Regions from separate parts of the Homo sapiens genome. Here region 2 is linked to region 1. A link is an interaction called in ENCODE POLR2A ChIA-PET data of the cell type or tissue named here. Cell type or tissue: MCF 10A. All regions are shown on one strand. Links, peaks and the distances in the headings refer to the core of each region. The heading gives the core; the rest is flanking DNA. Region 1 overlaps LOC124904510 (a long non-coding RNA gene). Region 2 has its middle 220 kb from the start of KCNK2.

Evidence for each region. ChIA-PET counts read pairs that join two places held together with the same protein. Peaks named below come from ENCODE experiments on the same cell type or tissue, not always from the same donor. Only the 100,000 strongest peaks of a DNase experiment are listed, where the experiment ranks them.
Region 2: POLR2A ChIA-PET joins it to region 1 with 7 read pairs; 4 of 35 experiments call an interaction of 5 or more read pairs at or near these places.

What each region holds. Positions count from the first base shown.
Region 1 is chr1:214,954,585-214,959,975 of GRCh38, forward strand. The region is part of intron 1 of LOC124904510 (a long non-coding RNA gene); the gene reads left to right. Among named protein-coding and RNA genes, the nearest start is that of KCNK2, 130 kb to the right of the region's middle. In MCF 10A, for the core only: no CTCF peak of the experiment used is centred there; a DNase peak (open chromatin) is centred at 2,927.
Region 2 is chr1:214,862,009-214,867,399 of GRCh38, forward strand. No RefSeq gene overlaps it. Among named protein-coding and RNA genes, the nearest start is that of KCNK2, 220 kb to the right of the region's middle. In MCF 10A, for the core only: no CTCF peak of the experiment used is centred there; DNase peaks (open chromatin) are centred at 3,103 and 3,533.

The DNA.
Region 1 (5,391 bases), core at 238-5,237:
TTTCTCCTTCTTTGTCCTTGTTATAGAAAAAAACTAATTTTCCTTGAGGAAATGATTAATTGGTAAGATTATATATAAAGAAAAGCACACATGTTACTATTTTAAGACAGTATTTTACTGCTCCTACACTTGTGCTTGGCACTTCCTAAAATTAATGACCTTGATTAAATATGCACTGACTGTGTCAGTGTATGGAAGAGGAAACTGACCTGCAGAGTATAGGTCAGGTGCATAAGGTCACTTGGCCATTGGTAGTCATGACAAGAATAGAAGGCAGGAATGTCTGTCTGTAAGACCAAAGCCCTAATTGTAACAGTGACTATCTTCAATTTAAATTGGGCAAAAGTGTTTAAGTGTATTATATGGTATTAATGATTTATATTGCTTATAGTTAATGGAAGAAGAATACCAAAAGAGTAACGTGGTGGCCTGAATTGGCTTAGTAATAATTGCTGACATCCATGGTAGTGTCCTCTTGTTGCCATATGGTACTCAATGAAGAATTAACAAACCTTATATTACTGCTTTTGGTCCTAAGGCTTTTGAGCATAGGGCAAGACAAAAGAGAAAGTCTCTCTTCCACACACTAAATGGGGGCAGAGACCGGGCCATTCTGGTTTCTGAGTTTTATCCCACTTCTTGGAGAGGAGTGTCACTTACTTTGTACTTCAGCATCCCTTGCCCCTTGTTTATACTCCTTACAAAACAATACCAATACATGACAGAGCCAGTGGGCATATAAGTTACCGGTATAGGAAAGAATTTCAATGGATGTAGACTGTTTTCCACATTTAAGGATTGTTTTCCTTTCCAGAAAGGAAAATGGCCAATCTAATAATTTTGATGATGATAATCATAATGACAGTGAAATGGTGGAAATTAATTCCATGTTCTATGGTTTGGGCTTTGCATATAATTGTATTAGTGAGCAAAAAATAAAAAAAGATCTTGACAGACCCATTGAAATGGAATAAATTACAAAATTAATCAAATCTATTTGTCATTATTCCTGGCATATTTTATTTTTAGATTTTATTTATAAAAAGATGAATAATTAACTTTACTTATAACAAAGTAAGCTATTCATGGGAACTCCAAGTCCCATAAATTACTTCACCTTTCTTTAAAAGCAATGCAGAAAATATCTGTTGCCACTTTACTATTATCTTATTAGTAATTAAATTTTAATCAGGAATTTGGAAAGTACACATTAATGCAATGATTTGTATACTTGACCAAAGACTATGCGGAGGAAGGTATAAAATGAAAGTGAAGAAAATTATGAGGGATGAAATGGGAGAGAATGTGGAAATGATTTGAGGCTTGGGATTCTGTACTAGGAGCTCAGTATTTCAAGATTCTTTTTTTTTTTTTTTTTGAGACGGAGTCTCACTCTGTTGCCCAGGTTGGAGTGCAGTGGCACGATCTTGGCTCATTGCAAGCTCTGCCTCCTGGGTTCACGCCATTCTCCTGCCTCAGCCTCCCTAGTAGCTGGAACTACAGGCGCCCGCCACCACTCCCAGCTAATTTTTTGTATTTTTAGTAGAGACGGGGTTTCACTGTGTTAGCCAGGATGGTCTCGATCTCCTGACCTCGTGATCTGCCCGCGTCGGCCTCTCAAAGTGCTGGGATTACAGGTGTGAGCCACTGTGCCCAGCCTCAAGATTCTTAAGAAGAACATGAAGGTTTTGGCTTACTTACCCAACAATGAAAGAGAAGAGAGCTGTGTAAAAACAGTGTTATGAAGGAATAAGATTTGTTCATGGTCCCCAACATAGATGAATTAGCTATGTGTTTAAATTGCAGGTTTTAATTAGTTGTAAAGAATTTCCCAACTTTTCAGTTGCAAAATCCAGGAAAAGGTTAATAAAGATAGATCGTTCATTGGCTCATTTAACCATTTAATTAATTTAACTATTATTTGTTAAGTATGTATTGTGTATGAGGCACTGTGTAAGCACTGGGCATGCTTCTATCGTTAAGATTGAGACTATCATTGGCTTTATTTATCTTATAGGCTTTCAGAAACTTTGTCATCTTCATGAATATTCTAATGAATAGACAGAGGTCCCCAATTAAATTGCTACTTCCGAATTCTGAGGCTTTACCTCATTAAATTCAGCAGGGAGTTTTCCCTGTTCTCTGAGGTTTGCTACTATTCCTGAAGTGTGGAAGAGGAGAAGCATTTTCTCTAATCCCATCAGCAAGTGTGGACAACATTTCTGTTTTCTCTCCCTTAAAGTTTCAGGAAGTTTTAAGAAAAAGTTTACTGGAGGCACATTAGAGGTGAGACAAACATCTTGCTTACAGTGGTGGTTTAGGTAGAGGATCCATTTCTTATGTACTGAGTGCTAGTATGCTGAGGAGGGGCACAGGTCTGAAAAAGGGAAAAACAGAGTAAAATGCATCAAAGCTCAAGGGAGAGGTAAAGGATCAATGAGGTAGAGGTTCTATGCAGAGGTGGATGGGCGGTGTCTGTGGGCGTGTATGTTGAAAACAGATGGTGTTATGGATTAAATGTCTGTGTCCCCCTAAAAATCACATGCTGGAACCTAAGACCCAATGTGATAGTATTAAGAGGAGGGTCTTTAGGAGATGATTAAATCTGAAGATTAGTGCCCTTATAAAAAAGGTCAAGGGAACTAGTTAGGCCCTTTGACCTTCCACCTTGGCCATTTTGAGGACACAGCACCAAAGTGCCCTTCTGAGAGCAGAGAGCAAGCCTTCATCAGACGCAGAATCTACTGGTGTCTTGATCTTGGACTTCCCAGCTTCCAGAACTGTGAGCAATAAAGTTCCATTCCTTATAAATTATTCAGTCTCAGGCATTTTGTGATAGCAGCATGAACAGACTAAGACAGATGGGTATATGTTTTTCATTTGCCTGTGGTGTTTGGCCCTTGGCAAGATAGTGACGCATATTTTGAACATCATGTGGCAAGTTGTGCAACATCCTGTCTCTGCAAGAGCTCAAATGTCTCCTGCTGCACCTTCTTCATACTCAGTTGCAGATTGAGTCGAACTCCCGTCTCCAAACCCAGGCTTCCTGCTTAGGAAGAAGAAGTGAGCTCTTACCCGTGCCTTTTTCATTAAATAGGCTCTTTCCCCTTCCTTGTCTCTTGAGTCCAAACCCTTACTTGTAATGAGAACCTGGACTTAACACTTGTGTAGTATTTCAGTTCACTGGATCCTAGCTTGCTCTTGGGACTCTTTTCTCCTATCCTCTTTGAACCAGTTCCCATAACTGGCCATTATTTCCTCCCAAGAGGTTCCCCGATGTTCACTGCCTCTCAGCTGTGGGTTTTTTGTATGCCGGAACGACCCCCTGACATCCTACTCTGTCTCACTAATATGGAATGCTGCCTACATTTCTGCCCTTGTTTGGTAAAGAGGGATTTGGGGGATAATTCTTGACTCATCAGCGACCTTCTCTCTTTTGTATTCAGCTTGTAATCATGCTAATTCTGGTTCTGTGGCTGTCATAGTCAGTTTAGGCTGCTATTATGAACTACCATAGACTGGGTGGCTTACAACAATAGGCATTTGTTCCTCACTGTTCTGAAGTCTGGGGAGTTCAAGATCAAGATGCCTGCAGATTTGGTGTCTAGTGAGGGCCCTTCCTCATAGCCATCATCTCACTCTAACCTCACATAGAAGGGATGAGGGGTCTCTCTCAGCCTCCTATTCATGAGGGCTCCAGGCCTATGATCTATGCACCTCCTAAAGCCCCCACCTCCTAATACCATTACATTGGGGGTAAGAATTTCAACATACGAATTTTAGGGGGTCACAAACATTCAGAACATGGCAGTGGGGTTGTAGAAATATTAGCTAGAATTAAGGATCACTGTGTATACAAACCATAAAGTTGAAAGTGATTGTATTGATTAGATAATATGTTTGCTAAGATTACCTCTTGAACTGTCTAAGATGATAGAGGAAAATAATCCTAGCTGACAAGCTTGAGAATAAATTGGGAGTAACAACCACCTGTCAAGGGAGGGGGCTCCAGAACACTGAGAAGAAGAGGACAGTTGGGCACAGGGGCACCCGAAGAGCATGTGATGCTCAGCCTAGACACAAACTCTGACTGCTGGACCCACAGGCCAACTGCAGCTCTCAGAGGAATGAGGAAATACTTTGAGAAAACTTCTTAGAATTCTATGAGGAACAAACCTGCCATTTTCTATTTGTCTAGAGTCCAGTAACTCTGCCCTGCTGGAACCTGTCTTGAAACCCTTGGGGGTTCTCTGGCCTTTCACAATTCTAAAGCCATGTTGTGCTCCCCGTAATTAAAGGTAGAAGGAAGAAGCTTTAGCTTTGTTTATTATTTTATTATTATTTTTTATTTTTCCATCAGTTATAGGGGTATTGGGGTACACGTGGTATTTGGTTACATGAGTAAGTTCTTCAGTGGTGATTTGTGGGATTTTGGTGCACTCGTCACCTGAGCAGTATAAACTGCCCCACATTTGTAGTCTTTTATCCCTTGACCCCCTCCTGCCCTTCCCTCCAAGTCTCCAAAGTCCATTGTATCATTCTTATGTCTTTGCGTCCTCATAGCTTAGCTCCCACATATTGGTGAGGACATACGATATTTGATTTTCCATTCCTGAGTTACATCACTTAGAATAATAGTCTCCAGTCTCACCTAGGTCACTGCAAATGCTGTTAATTCATTCCTAAAAGCTTTAGCTTTTTGTTCTTCACTCGCCTAAGTAGCATTGGGGGCCACACTCTCTTTTTTGGAAGAAAGAGAAAGGAATTTTAATTACAGTTTTAAAATGCAACCCCAACTTGCTGCAATATTACCTTAATACTTTAGTTTCCTGTCTGAACACTATCCCATGGCTTTCTTATAATAATTTCTTTACTTCTATTTTGGACTGTGATGTATCAGTCTAGTTATTATATTTTAGTCATTAAGTAATTCAATCTAAAAACAAAAACGTTTGTTAAGCGACTATGCTAATTGCTGAGGGTAAATAGTAAAATACAATTCAATCTCTAGTTTTAAGGAGGAAAACCAACAGATGAATCACTAAGTGGCATAAAGTGATATGGAGGCTGTGACAAAAATATGTATAGGATAAAGTGGAGGCAGAAGGGAGAGGGATCAGGTACCATAGTTGAAATGACTTTTGGGTGAGTTTTGAAAGTCCCATAAGTCAATTTCAATGCCTGTTTTGTACTGGCTCCAACACTGGTGTCAGGCCAGACTTGCTTCCCTTAACAAAGTCCTTTATCTTCTCTTGGATTTATCATTCTCATTCACAAAACAGCAAAGAAACAATCACTCCAAAGTGTTATGTTATCTCCAGATTGAGGCTTTAATTATCAGGTCTTTACAATTTATTATAATCTTAAGCAAATGTCCGAAAATGTCATAGT
Region 2 (5,391 bases), core at 134-5,133, 93 kb before region 1:
ACCAGCCCCTTAGTTTCAGTGTTTCAACCCCTTTTACATTAACAGTCTTTACTTCTATCTGTCCTATTTCCAAGCCCCTTGTGCTCACTATAATCTGACTTTACTCAGTACATTTCCACCTCCAGGAATTAATATTCCGAAATTCCCTTCTGAAACCATTACCTATGCATTGCCTTTTTCATTTCTCCTGGAATGTTTTCTCTGTGTTCAATACGATATCCTGTTGCAAAAGTAGTTTGGTTTTTCTAGTTATTTCATCTTTTAGCGAGTGTCACTTGCCTCTCTATCCAGTGTGGATTCCAGAACTTATCCTATCAGCATTATTCTTTCTTAAAAGTTAGCTTTCTATATCTTTTTGCAATTTCTTATCCCACGTTTTGCCAACCCGCAAAATGGGTAAATAAGTTATTTCAGAACGTGGGAACACATAGGTGAAATGGATACATTTCTTAAAAAATAACTTAGTTTTAAACATTAAAGAAATAGGATCATTATTTAAAAGATCTTCCTACAAAGAAAACATCATGTTCAGACATTTTTTACCCAATGAATTCTGCCAAACATTCAAGAAACAGAACTACAATCTTACACGAAATCTTTCAGAGAACCAAATGAGTCAGAATAATGACTAACTTATTTAATGCAGCTAATATAACCTTGACACAAAACCCAGACAAGGATGATATAAGAAAATTTACAGACCAATATAACTTATAAATATTGCTGCAAATATATCAAACAAAATACTAGCAATCCAAGTTAAATAATGTATAAGAATGAAAAAATCATGACCAAATTATTTTTTTTCCCAGAAATACTACTGTGGCTCAAAAATGTGAAAATCTGTTAGTATAAATTTTCTCTTTAATGAGTTTAAATAGAAAAAACCATATGTTCACTTTGGATGCATAAAAGAGATTTGATAAAATTTAATGCACATTTATTACCAAAAATACCTCTAGCAACTAGAAAAAGAAGATGTGGCAGGGTCTGCTGTTTTTCTCTTATATCTTTTTATTCTTTCTCTTTGTAATAACATAACACCTTATTAGATGTTAGGCATTTAATTGCTCAAGGTAAGAACTGAGCTTCCCTTGAAGCTAGCTGTGACTATTATGAAGGCCTTTTTAATGGGACATAATTTAGAGTTATCTGTGGAATTGCAGAGTTGTACCCTTATAGGGAGGGAGCATGGCTCTCTCTTCCTCTGGTTGGAGAAGGGACCTGATGTTGAGCTATCTCAGACTCTGTGGAGGAGGAAACACCTTAGGAATGGTGGAAAAATAGAAAGAAGCTAGATTCCTGATGGCTGTATACAAAGTGACTTCCTTAATAGCTTAGACTTTAATGTGACAGAGAAATGAACTTCTGTCTATATAAGGCATTTTAAAAGTTAGATCTCTGTTACAACAGGCAAAACTTGGCTAATAATAGGTGAGAATCTCCTTAACTCAATAAAGTATATTTTAAAAGTTTCTACGAAAACATCATATTCAAAGTTAGAGTATTTTCTTTAAGATCGGTAGTGACCACTATAATCACATATACTTAACATTTAACTGAGAGCCTTAGAGCAATAGGGCAAAAACAAAAAATAAATTTTATAACAAATAGAAAGACCAAAAAAAGCTGAGTGATATGGATTAGCTCTCTACCTTTATCAGATACTCGAAACAATCTGAAGAATGTTAGAATTAATAAAAGAGTTCATTAAGTTTACTGGGTACACAAGTAATATACAAAGCATATAAGAACATATAAAGCAAATAGAGCTAGAAAATATAATTATGAAAAAGTATTTATAATTACAAAAAAGATACTTTGAGAATAAAAATTACTAAATATGAGAGCTGTATAGATAAAATAATAAAATAATAAAACTTAATTGAAAGATTAATTATTAGCTAAATAAAATGAAAGAGATTCTCATGGATAGAAAGAATACTAAATAAAAGTCAATTCTCTTCTAGTTTATATAAGCATATTTACATGTGGATATGTATATATTTATATATGTGTGTATATACACACATACATATGTATTTTTATATATATTCAATGCAATTGCAATAAAAATCCTGGTAGGATTTTCTAGTGGAACTTTAAAAGACAATTAAAAAATTACATGGAAGTGCAAAAGACCAAGAATAACAAAAACATTCTTGAAAAGCAATATTAGTAGAGTCTCCTAACTAGATATCAAACTTTTTCATATAAAGTTACAGAAAGTAGAGCACAGGGATAAAATAAGTGACCAGTGAAATAGAATAGAGAGCATAGAAACAATCACAGATATAGCTGAAACTCTGATTTATAATGAAGGTGCGATTGTAGATTATGCAGAAAGGATGTCTACTCAGAATACAGTATGTTACTAAAACAATTCGTTTTCTCTATGGAACAAAAAGAAACACGAACATGAATCCTTACTTTATGCTACATAGTAAGACCATTCTGAAATGCATTAAGACCTTGAATGGAAAAAAAAGAACCAAAACTTTTAGAAGAACACATGAGCTAACAATTGGTTAGTGGAGTGGTCCTTAAAAAGTGAGAAAAAGCACAAACCATAAAACAAAAGATTAATAAATTTGACTATATCAACTTTAAATTTCTGTTCATCGAAAGAGACCATAATGAGACTAAAAAGAGAGATTCCAACCTGGTAGAAAATATTTGAAACAGGTATTACTAATAAAAAATTCGTATACCAAATACATAAAATGGCTACAAATTTATTGAATAAATGCAACTGCCCAAAAAGGGCAAAATAAACATTAATTGGGTTTGAACAAAAAAGAGGAAACAGGATTGAACAAAAAATGGAAAGAAGAAATTAGGATTGAACAAAAGAGGCCATCTTGAACGGCCAAAACAAGAGAAAATATATTAAACAAATGTGTATCCAAGAGAATGCAAACTAAAAGTGCACTAGATTGGATAATGCTAAGTATTGGAGAAGCTGTGGTCAAATGGTAAGATTATTAATTTGGTGAACCAGTTTGGTTAAAAACAGAAAAATTCACAATAAAGTTGAATGTCCACATACCTTATGACAAAGTCATTCCACTCTTGTGTATGTTGTAAGAGAAATTCTTGCACATGTGCCAGGGACTTGCATAATATCATGAATATCAGCATTTTCCCAATACCAGAAAATAGAGAACAACTCAAGTATTCACTAACCGGAGAATGGATAAATCAATTTTAGTGCCTCAATTGAAAGGAATACTATGTATCAGTAAAAATAAATGAGTTATTACTTTAAGAATCAACCTGAATGAATGCAAAATCATTACTGTATTAAAAGAAATTTTCAGAAGAATATGTGATTATGATTCTGCCTATATAAACTTTCAAATTAGGTAAAACAAATAAAATTGTCATTTAGAGATATGTGTATGGATGCATGGCAAAGGTAGAAAGAAAAGCAAGGCACTGATTAACTCATGATTCAGTTATTGGTTATGTTTGGTGAATGGAAGTGCACGTGCTCAAGGAGGTGCATAGAGGGATTCAAAGACATTAGTCATGCTGTAATTTTTAGGCTTAGAAGCTTTTACAGTGTGTTTGCTTTTAACTATTCACATACGTTAAATACACTCCTCTGAATGATGTGTTACACAATTAAAAAGTAGAGGTTAAAGAAGACTATCTCTTCATTGCTTTTACTCCTTGTCCCTCCAATTCATTTCGCAAAGCATCACATTCTGGCTCATGATTCCCACTATTTTCCTGAAACTGTTGCCTCTGGGATCACCAATAACTTTCTAATTAGTAGATGCAAATATATCTCACTTGAATAAGAAATCACCCTTTCTTGCAACATTCTCTTCTATTAGTATCTCTGGAAAGCCACTCTCCCATTTCTTCTCTGCATTTAAAGAAAAAAGAAGTAAAAAGTCACTTCTGAAGGTTAAATTAACTTTAAGCCATAAAAAAATTATTTGCCATATTTTGCAAATTGTATTTGAGTAGCAAATATTTATTAAGCACACACTATATACAGAGCATGGAAAATTCAGAAAACAATCTCCATTCTCAACTCTGTTCTTTGGCCCATCATGTATGGTATTATTATGTTGTTGCATTGCTATAGAGAAATACCTGAGACTGGATAATTTATAAAGAAAAGAAGTTTAATTGGCTCATGGTTCTGCAGGCTTTACAGGAAGCATGGTGCTGGCATCTGCTGGGCTTTTGGTCAAGCCTGAGGGCATTTTCAATCATGGTGGAAGGTGAAGAGGAAACAGGTACATCGCATGGTGTGAGCAGGAGCCAGAAAGAGAGCACACATGAGAGAGAGAGAGAGAGAGAGAGAGAGAGAGAGAGACAGACAGACAGTGGGAAGGTGCCACACACTTTTCAATGACCACATCTCTCAAGAACTCACTTGCTATAGTGAAGACCGCACCAAGACATTAGGTATATGCTCCCATGATCCAAACACCTCCCACCAGGCCCCACCTCCAGCATTGAGGATTACAATTCAACATGATATTTGGCCAGAGACAAATATCCAAAGTATATCAGGTATTATTTAGCAAAAATTAATAGTTAGTAGTCATATTATAAAGGCAATTGAATGTGATATAGGAGTTAAAGAGAAACTACTAGGGCAGATAATAAGGGTATGGGAGTCCTCGGTAAGGTTTTCCTTTTTAATGAAAAGAAGCCCCCAAATCATTTTCTAACAAAGAACAGCCTGTAAAATTGAGCTGCAGACATAGACAAACAAGTTGGAAGCCTGCACCCATGAATGCTGGCAGAAAAAAGCTACCTGGTACTAGACATGTTCACAATGGCTTCCTTCCCTTGGTCAGCTATGTGTAAGGTAAGAGCAGACAAGATGGTGAAAAGGCCACTTGCATAATAAGATTAGGGCAGGGTGACCAGCCTTTCCCGAACGCTATGTAAAACACCACATCACACCTGGTTGAACCAATCTGTGGGCTCTACATAAATCAGAAACCGCCTCCTCAAGCCTGCCTATAAAATCTGCTGTGGTCCCCCCAGGCCACCTTTTCCCTTTTGGATGCCTCGCTCTCACAAGAGAGAAAGTGCTGCTCTCCTCTCTCTTTTCTTCTACCTATTTAATTTTTGCTCCTTAACCCACTCCATGAATGTGTGTCCATATCCTTAATCTCAGTGCGCGAGACAATGAACCCCAGGTATTTACCCCAGACAACAATGCCACTTCAAATGTATCAGTTTTAATGTGAAAATTACTATTGTGTTTGCATAATACAGTTTTGAGTTTCAAATTAGCAAACATTCAAAATTAGAGTTTTCCCTAAATGGGTAAACACCTGATCTCTTTTCTGAGGCCTACTAGATTTATATTTTGGTTTTTATAAATATGTATGGGAAGTTTATATTAAAGATTTTGTA